2 separate regions of the Homo sapiens genome follow, and region 1 is linked to region 2. A link is an interaction called in ENCODE POLR2A ChIA-PET data of the cell type or tissue named here. Cell type or tissue: PC-9. All regions are shown on one strand. Region 1 overlaps ASCC1 (activating signal cointegrator 1 complex subunit 1). Region 2 overlaps MCU (mitochondrial calcium uniporter).

The links. Peaks named below come from ENCODE experiments on the same cell type or tissue, not always from the same donor. Only the 100,000 strongest peaks of a DNase experiment are listed, where the experiment ranks them.
Region 1: POLR2A ChIA-PET joins it to region 2 with 9 read pairs; 1 of 35 experiments calls an interaction of 5 or more read pairs at or near these places.

What each region holds. Positions count from the first base shown.
Region 1 is chr10:72,172,804-72,177,803 of GRCh38, forward strand. The region is part of intron 5 of ASCC1 (activating signal cointegrator 1 complex subunit 1); the gene reads right to left. Among named protein-coding and RNA genes, the nearest start is that of ANAPC16, 41 kb to the right of the region's middle. In PC-9, no CTCF peak of the experiment used is centred here; DNase peaks (open chromatin) are centred at 1,236 and 2,638; H3K27ac peaks cover 3,635 bases.
Region 2 is chr10:72,801,102-72,806,101 of GRCh38, forward strand. All of the region lies in intron 1 of MCU (mitochondrial calcium uniporter), which reads left to right. Among named protein-coding and RNA genes, the nearest start is that of MIR4676, 83 kb to the left of the region's middle. In PC-9, no CTCF peak of the experiment used is centred here; no DNase peak of the experiment used is centred here; H3K27ac peaks cover 1,987 bases.

The DNA.
Region 1 (5,000 bases), 630 kb before region 2:
TTTATATTATATATAATATATATTTTATATTTTTATATTATATATAATATTTTTATATTATATATATTATATATTATATTTTTATATTATATATATTATATATTATATTTTTATATTATATATTATATATTTTATATTATATATTATATTTTATATTTTTATATATGTTATATACAATATTTTTATATTATATATATATTTCTTATATTTTTTTATATATAAAATATAGTGACTAGAGAGAGAAAAATGAGGGAAAGAAATGCCCTGTCACTAGCATGCCAAATCAAGACTTAACTAGTAGAGCCAGACTCAATTCTAAAGGCCTGAAAGTGCACACAAGTACCTTTCTAGACCTGGAAATGACTAGGAAACATAAGGGGAAAATGGCCTAATGGTTTAAAATTCCCAGCTTACTATCTCAGTCACTTTGATATTCCATTGCTCTTTCTTCCTTTTTCTTTCTCTTTATTCTTCAACTTTCTCTTGCATAAATTTGCTCTAATACCCAGCTAGAAAAAGGAAGTTCTACAACTTTGCTTTCCCTGCCTTACCCTTTGGGAGCCTAGCACTCTAGTCAACTTGAGTTTACTTGCCAAGAAAACACCAAAACACCAAGTACTGGGAAACAAAACACACAGAAGGCAATGGAGCAAGACAAGGTACAGACAGGACACCTAAGGGTCACACGATCGAAAGTCCTTTTTGGAATTATGAGTCATAAGGGTTCAAATAATCCTTAACTCTACTGTAGACTATATAATTTACAAGTAACTCCACTGGACAGTCTTTTAATGAATGGAGAAACGCTCTAAATTCTGCCCTACCTCACAATGCCATCTACCAAGAGAAACTTTTCTCTTACTGAATTATCTAAATTTAATTTGGAACCAAACAACCTTCAAGGCAACGGCATAAATCTCTAGAGCCACTGTTTTTCTTTGCTCGGAATATATCATCATATTCCTGCCCCAAGCCCATTCACTGAGATGAATGAAGACCAACGAACATCAAATTCTTTACTGCAGGGGTTTAATTACACTGGGCCCTGCTCCAAGCTTGCCATTACTTGGAGCTGGAACTATCTTACTCCATTAGGTTGGCCACCCAGGCTGGCGCCTGAAAGTTCTAATGGTATTGACCTTCCACCCAGCAGGGAGAAGCAAAGAGTGAAGTAACAGGAATTTCCTGGGGCAGTTTTGTTTATGAAAATAAACATGTTTCTTTATGACTAAGTCACAACATCACTAAGCCTCAGTTTCTTTCTTGTTAAATAAGGCCTCATCCATGCATGCGAAAGCTTCCTCTAAAGAAAACTTATGTACATGCCTAAGTCACAGTTCACCGAGTTCAAGGTCATGTCCTGACTCATCAGTCCTGAGTGCATGGAGCTTAGCCCTCTCATTCAAACTGCAGCTCATGATTTACCACTAGCAGTCACCACATCATCACAGGCCCTTCACTGGCATCACTTTTAATCCAGCACCCTGGGCTCGAGTGGGGCAGAACTGCTAATAATACTATCAGTAGGAACAATTAACAAGACATAATAAAATCTACACATATCAAGCTTGGGGAAAAGGGCAGTAGACAGCAGTATGGATTGGTCCATCATGAAGCATTCTCTGCTTCCTTAAAGCTCAACCATCCTTTCCATGAGATGGGATACAACACAGGTGCAACTGCCAGAGCTGTCAGCAAGTAGAAGGGAGGCCTCTCTCCAGACATAGACCTGTAAGCTCACACTCCACTACATGCTAGTGAAGAATCTGATCCAAATGTGTAGCACCCAGAATGTAAATAATTTATAGCTCTCTGCCTTGGTGGTACATGCCAATTGCCAGAGACAAAAAATAATTCTCAAATCATATTCACATATATCATCTTTTAGGAACTCCAGGTATAACAAACGTTTGTGCCTTTAACCTGGAGTAGAGAGCCTAGGGTTCTAATTCTAACTTTGTCACAAACCAGCTGTAATTAGGCAAGTCATGTCACTTCTCTAGCCTCGGCTTCCTCCTCTGTAAAATAAGGGAGGTGGCCTGGTTTACCTGTAAGTCAAAGGACCTACAAACTTTTTACATGTTCCCACAAAACCTAAATAATTATCTGCTAACAAAATAGATTATGTGTGAGGGATCTACCAATTCACTTTCTGATATTCTATGCAAAGAAAAAGAGAAAATATGCATGCTTCCCCTATACTCGTTGTATTTTCTTTCTTTTTTTATGGCCAAATCTTGTAGAACTGTTTCTGGGCAGGTGATATGAAGTTCATTCATCTAAAGAAGTTATTCAAATAAGGCAAAGTGATGAAAAGAGCATTTGGCTGTGCAACCAGACAGGCCTATGTTCAAATTCTGCCACCTATCAGCAGCATGACCCTAGGTGAGTTACTCAGTTGCTATGAAGCTTAATTTCATCATCTATAAAACAGACAATACTTCTGTCTCAGGTTTGCTCTGCAGATGAAACACATATGAAGTCTCTGGCACACAGTAGTATGGAATAAATACAAGCTTCCCCCTCTTCCTTTTTACATGACTGTGCAGCACTAGACAAATGCCATCTTTGCTCTCCCTTTTAAAGCAGCACTGGAAGCTAAATTAGGCTCTGCTGAGTCATTTCCATTATTCTTTAAGAATGTTCAGAAAAGCTGACTTTGATTTGCAAGTCACTATGTGTTATTAACGAAATACTGTGTTAAGCTGTATAAGCTTTAGAAAAAAGGGTTTTGTTTCTCCTGGCTTATAAATTCTATTTATTCATACATAATTACAAGAAAGTGGAGAGGTTCTTAAAACGTGGACAAACATTCAAGCATGGGCTTTTATACTGACCAGAGAAAAGAACTTCTCATGCATTGTCTAAAGATCTTTACCCATTAAAGAGGAGTGAAGAGCATCTCCCCTCACTAAAGGATGCACCACCCCACTTACCTTAGATGAGCACAAAGAATCCTTCAGCCTACTCTTCTAAAAACTTCACTATTCCTCCATAGTTACTTGAAAGCACTAGTTAGCAAGGCATCTACTCAACTTACATTTATTCCCAAAGACAGACCCTGGTTCCTCTCACGTTTCTGATGGGTTAACAGCGCAAGAGAGATCTGTTGCTGCTTCTTAATGCCACTCCTTCCTTCCCCTCCATTTTGTAACCCATGGGATTACTACAAGTCTTACTTGGTACAGCAATAATTACAATTATAACAACAATAACATTCATTCGGCACTATGTGCCATGCTCTGCTCCAAACACCTTAAACTTATTAACTCATTTACTCTTCATATCAACACTGTAACATTAATACCATTATTATCCCCACTTCAGAGCAGAACTCTGAAATATCTTTGGAATATATCCCCTCCTGAATATGCCACAAACCCTATTCTTCTTTCAATAGACAGTATCGATAGCCTCCCAACTGGTACCTGCCTTGGTGCCCAACTCCTTACCTCTCAAGACATCCTCCACACTGCCTTCAATTTTTTTTCTGTGGTGCTAAGTTCATCACAGTCCTTGCTTAAAATCTTAACTAGTTTGTTTCTTTCTTTCTTTTGGAGACAGGGTCTCGCTCTGTCACCCAGGCTAGAGTGCAGTGGCACAATCATGGCTACTGTAACCTCTATCTCTGGACTCAAGCAATCCTCCTCCCACATCAGCCTCCCAAGTAGCTGGGACCTCAGGTACACACCACCATGCCTGGCTAATTTTTTTTATTTTTTGTGGACACAGAGTTTCACTATGTTGCCCAGGCTGGTTTCAAACTCCTGGACTCAAGGGATCCTCCCACCTCAGCCTCCCAAAGTGTTAAGATTACAGGTGTGAGCTACCATGCCCAGCCTTAACTATTTTCTTACTCTCTATAGGATATTACATTCAAAATCCTTAACCCACACAAGAGCTTTCACAACTTGGGTGCCATGTCATTTCCACTCTTAACTCCTACCTCTTCCTTACTCTACCTCTTTCTAAGTACCAGCCTTAACAAATTCCTCACTCTCCCCTGAATACCTCACAAGTGACATTTCCTCTGCGCAGAATGCTCCCTGCCCCCATTTGCCAGCCTGGCACAAACTCCTGTCCCTTCCAGACTGTTCAATTGTCAGCTCCCTTATCAAGCCTTCTGCAACCACTACAGAATTTCTCCTCTGGGTACACACTGCACTTATCTAGTAGCACTTATCTCACAACACGGTACCTATTTCTGGAAGAAGTCTATTTCCCACACCCTAGAGTATGGGATCCTTAAGAGTAGAGTCCATTGTTGGCACATAATATGTCCTATATGTTATATATACCTGGTATAAAGTAGACATTTAATAACTAGTGCATGAATCAATAAGACACAAAAACCTGTTCAAAACTAGTATCTCCACCGAAATGGGACAATATATGAATCTTGTAAATATTTCCTTTTCTTACTTTCCTACCCAACTTGGTAGGTTTTACAATCAGAACTTGGGGCTTTTTACAATTTTCCTTACAACCAAAGACAACTATCCCATCTTCATTCTAAATCAGTTCAAAAGATAACTACAAATCCTACAACTACCCTTAAACATGAAAAATCCTAAATTATACACTAAAGCTTTTATATAAACATTTTCTTCTTCAGTGACTAATACTAACTGGAAAAAAAATCCTGCCTGAGGGAGTTAGGGGGATGCAGACCCATTACCCATTCTGCCCAGTGTAAGCCTCCATGTTACAATATGAGCAGAATTATGTAGTTTCTGCAGCTATAACTGATTCAGGTTCTCTAGGCAGCCTGAGAAATCCCCTGTTGCTTCAGATGGATCTATAAGCCTTCAAATGTTCCACTGCACATGGTTTTGAATTACCGTTTTTCATTACTGATGTGCTTTCTACTGGACCCTGCTGTGAGATAAAGTGGAATTATAGCAGCATTACTAGCTAAAAAATGATTGAGAGATATACAAGGTTGTAATATACTTCTTGAACTTGCAGGCAATGAGACATCTTTGAATCTTAATGCAAGA
Region 2 (5,000 bases):
AAAAGTTTCACTGAAGTGAGAAACCAAAAATTTTAGTGTATTTTCACTAATTTGTGGGGGTGGGGATAGGTAGAGGCCATATTCATAGTACTTTGGGCAGTGTTCTCTAGAAAATTTATAGTACTTTTCGTGTTATTATACACTATCACCTATTAAGGTAAGTATTTGGTTAAAGTGCTGTAGAAATGGAGGTGATGAGAGGTTCTCATTGATTACATAATTTCCTAGATAGTATTAACTCATAATGCTTTCTTTTTTTTTTTTTTTTTTGCTGAAAGTATTTTTTAAAGTTAGTAATTGGTTCTGTTGATTTTATAGGTACAGTGTAGTGAATGTAAGTGCCAGCCAGTACTGGAGCTAACATTAGAACTTTACCCTTCTGACTGTAGTTTCATGTTCTTCACATAAACCCTACTTCTGCTTGAGAGGCTTGGACTGACTCTGACCCACAGACTTCTCAGATTATTTTTGATAATTCTTTGCCAGTTTGTTTTCTTTAAAATTGCTACTTCATTCTAACATCCTGTTTCCTGATGAGTCTAGGTTCAAGGTAACTAGGTAACTCTTTTTTTCTTTTTTTTTTTTTTTAATACGCGGTCTCATTCTGTCACCCAGGTTGGAGTGCAGTGGTGTGATCTTGGCTCACTGCAACCTCTACCTCCCAGGCTCAAGCGAACCTCTTGCCTCAGCCTCCCGGGTAACTGAGACCACAGATACACACCACTATGCCTGGCTAAGTTTTTGTATTTTTGGTAGAGACGGGGTTTTGCCATGTTGCCCTGGTTTGTCTTGAACTCCTGAGCTCAAGCAATCCACCCACCTCGGCCTCCCAAAGTGCTAGGATTATAGGTGCTAGCCACTGTGCCCAGACCTAGGTAACTCTTAATTGTGTTTTTACACATTTGTGTGGCATTTCCTTTAAGCCACCTATGTGGTCTTTGAGGAATTGTGATACCAAGCGTTCAACACAAAACTGGAAACTTCCACTATTGAGAGGTTCATCCATTCTGTCCTGAAGGACAACAGGCATTTCCTGCTGTCCTTCTAGGTTTAACTTGTACCTCTTCAGGAGGCACATGGTTCTGGAGGGGCAGGTTTGTAGTGTTCCTGAGGATTTTCCCTGCCTCCTTTTAAACGATCATCTATCATTGCTTCAGTAGCTTTAGCATTTTCGGTGAGTCTTTTGATTCAGTAAAGTATAGAGTAGGGATAAAGAATAAACAAGACAAATTTTATTAGCCTCGTTTTCATTTAAAAATAATATTGTACTTAATTGAAATATAAATGAGCGCTGTTTGAGCTTTCTTTAAAAAAAAAAAAAAAAAAGATGAGTGACTCAGAGCTAACCACTCTGGCTAGAGCTTCTGAATGATGTCTTAAAAGTTCTCCAATAAAACTGACAAGAACAAGGCTGACAAATTTGTAATTTCATCAGAAACTGAGCAAAAGGAAATTTATGGTAAAGATAAATACTTATCCATTGTAGACCATTGGATAGCCACTGCTCTCAGAGCCTGCCTTGCTGAAATATATTCAGTGTGTATATACATACAAAATATTCAGCCTTTGCTTTAAAAGGCAAATAGAACACTATTCCTTTGTATAATCCTTAAAGCTTCACTTTCTGGTTTGTGTTTTATGCCTTTATTTGAACACTAAAACAATATTTGTTTATATGTATATCCCCTTATTCTATATGAAAGATGATCTGGTAAATCTGTTAAATCCTTTACAAAAACATCACCACTCAAACTTACTTTGAAATATTTGCAACTCCTGAGTAATTATGTTGAGTAGCATTTCACTATAGTTTAACCAACAGTGGTTTCATTCCCTGTACAGACATTAGATCGTGTACCAAAAGAATTGTATCTTATTTCACGTATTACTCATGACTCATTGTTTCTGTATTTCACCGAAAATAGACTAATACTCCTTTTCTCCTCTTCTCCTTTGTGGATTTTATTGTAAGAGAAGATAGGCTTAAAACAGAATAATTTTCAGGAGCAAAATTACGTGGGTTTTTCCATCTGGGTAATCCATTTTGGCTTTTATTATTGTGGAGGAGAATATAGCTCATACAGTAGATGGTTTGTTGTTTCTTTTTCCTGCTTGTATTTTTTTTTTAAGAAATGATTTCTTCACAAAATCAGCAACAATTCTCCTTGAATTTTTCTTGTATTTCTTCATCCAGTTGGCTCTCATTTTCCCCCATCTTCTGCTTGCCTATTGTGATACTCAGTGAGCCTGAGGAGCTACAGAACTTTCATTTAAAAATGCAGAAATAGAAACAATTGACAAATGCTTGCCACAAAGAAAAAATTCCAAACTCAAAAATCTGGCCTGTTTAATTTGTTCTGCAGTAGTGTCCTCTGCTATTAATTTATTTATGCAAGCTGTAAAGTCTGAGAAAAGGCTTCTGTTTTTAAAGGCTTTTCAGTTTCTGTTCTCCAATTTTTTTTGTAATAAACTTCCATTTCATATTCTTCTTAATATTTTATTATGAAAGTTGAAAACCTTTATGAAAGTTGGAGTAATGGTTTAATGAATCCCATGTACCCAGTACCTAACTTCATCAGTTACCAACACATAGCCTATCTTATTTCATTTTTACCCCCACTCATTTTTTTGCACACACACAAAATACTGGATTGTTTTATGGAAATTATTTATTGTTTTTCTGTAAATACTTCAATATATTTCTCTGACATGTAAGGGTAGCCACAATACCATAATTAAATCTAAAAATATTAACAGTATTTTTAATATCATAGAATATCTAGTCATGTTTAAATTTTTCTGATTGTCCCATAAATTTACACTTAGCTCATTTTAAATGGAATCCAAACAAGGACCAGACATTGTATTCTTTCTTAATCTGTAGGATCCTTCTCTTTGTTTTTGGAATGTAAGTAAATATATATATATATATATATATATATATATATATATATATATATATATATATATATAAAATAAGAGTGCCAACAATTTACATTTTTTTTTTTTGAGACAGAGTCTCTCACTCAAGCTGGAGTGCAATGGCACAGTCTTGGCTCACTGCAACCTCCACCTCCTGGGTTCAAGTGATTCTCGTGCTTCAGCCTCCCAAGTAGCTGGGATTACAGGTGCCCACCACCATATCTGGCAAATTTTTTTGTATTTTTAGTAGAGACAGGGTTTCACCATGTTGGCCAGGCTGGTCACAAACTCCCAACCTCAGGTGATCTGCCCGCCTTGGCCTCTCAAAATACTAGGATTACAGAAGTGAGCCATCACGCTCGGACAATTTACCTATTTTTAAAGTCAACAAATGGCTCAAATACCACAAAATCCAGAAGAAAAACAAAACATTTTAATTAATTACCTGATACACTTCTATAATACTTTTTGTTCCTGCTTTGTCTTCATACTCTTTGATCACTTCTTCATGTGACAAAGATTTTCTAATATAATTTCTTATAGAGAATAAACCTAATTCAGCCTTTTTCCTAACATAGTTGATTGAAATTTGTTTTTTTGTTGTAGATCACATGCAAAAAAACTGGCAAATTCACATACAGTCACAGTCATTGTAGTATTAATGCACACAGAAGAGTATCAGTTCTATTTTGTGTGATTCCCAACAAAAATGAAAACAAAGTATGTTGCATTGTAATTGTATCCACGTCTTAGCCGATAAATTTCTTCTTACTTATTGGTTGATTGATTGATTGGCTGTGTGCAGTGGTGTGATCACAGCTCACTGCAGCCTCAATCTCCCAGGCCCAAGCGATCTTGCCACCTCAGCCTTCCAAGTAGCTGGGACTACAGGTGTGTGCCACCAGGCCTGGCTAATTTTTTATTTTTTGTAGAGATGAGGATTTGCTGGTTGCCCAGGCTGCTCTCAAACTGCTAGACTCAAGTGATATTCCTGCCTCTGCCTCCCAAAGTTGTGGAATTACAGGCATGAGCCACCTCACCTGGCCCTAGTTTGTTTCTTTCTTTCTTTCTTTCTTTCTCTTTCTTTCTTTCTTTCTTTCTTTCTTTCTTTCTTTCTTTCTTTCTTTCTTTCTTTCTGTCTCTCTCTCTCTCTCTTTCCTTCCTTCCTTCCTTCCTTCCTTTCTTCCTTTCCTTTCCTTTCCTTTTTCCTTTCCTTTTTCCTTTCCTTTCTTCTTTTTTTTTGGAGACAGGGTCTCGCTCTGTTGCCCAGGCTGGAGTGTAGCAGTGTGGTCTTGGCTTACTGCAACCTCTGCCTCCTGGGTTCAAGTGATTCTCATGCCTCAGCCTCCCGTGTAGCTGGGACTACAGGTGCCTGCCACCATGCCCAGCTAATTTTTTGTATTTTAGTGACAACAGAATTTCACCATATTGTCCAGGGTGGTTGAACTCCCAAGCTCAGGCAATCCGCCCACCTCAGCCTCCCAAAGTACTGGGATTACAGGTGTGAGCCACCTCACCCGGCTGCCCTAGTATATTTCTGATGACAGAGAACTTCCATTTTGATAAGGTGTCAATGAGAACCCAATCCTTTGCTTACAGTTTACCCCCTTTTTTTCCCCCTTGCCATTTATTTGTTGAATAAACCAATTCAACTGTGCTATAGAAAGTCCCTGTGGAATTTGCTAGTCATCTATATATTTACCCATCTAATAAATATTTATTGAGAGTCTGTTATGTACAGGCACTTCCTGCTTTCATAGAGCAACAGTCTAGTAGATGAACAAACACTGATCATCTCACGATTAAATATAGAATTTTAATTTCATAAGCACTTAGAAGAGAGATGTGAAGAAAACTTTAAGAGCATTTCATAAGGGATTTGACCTATTCTAGTTATCAAGGAGGTGGTAATTGAATGAGGTCTGCAGAAATGAGTAGGCATTAAAGGGATGAAGGAATGACCTGGGGGATCTTTCTCTAACCAGAAGAATGGGGAAAGGCCTGGAGCCCACAGAGGAGAATGAAGAATATAGGGAATTTCAAAAAGCCAATGTGGTGAAGTACAGAGAGTGAGAAGG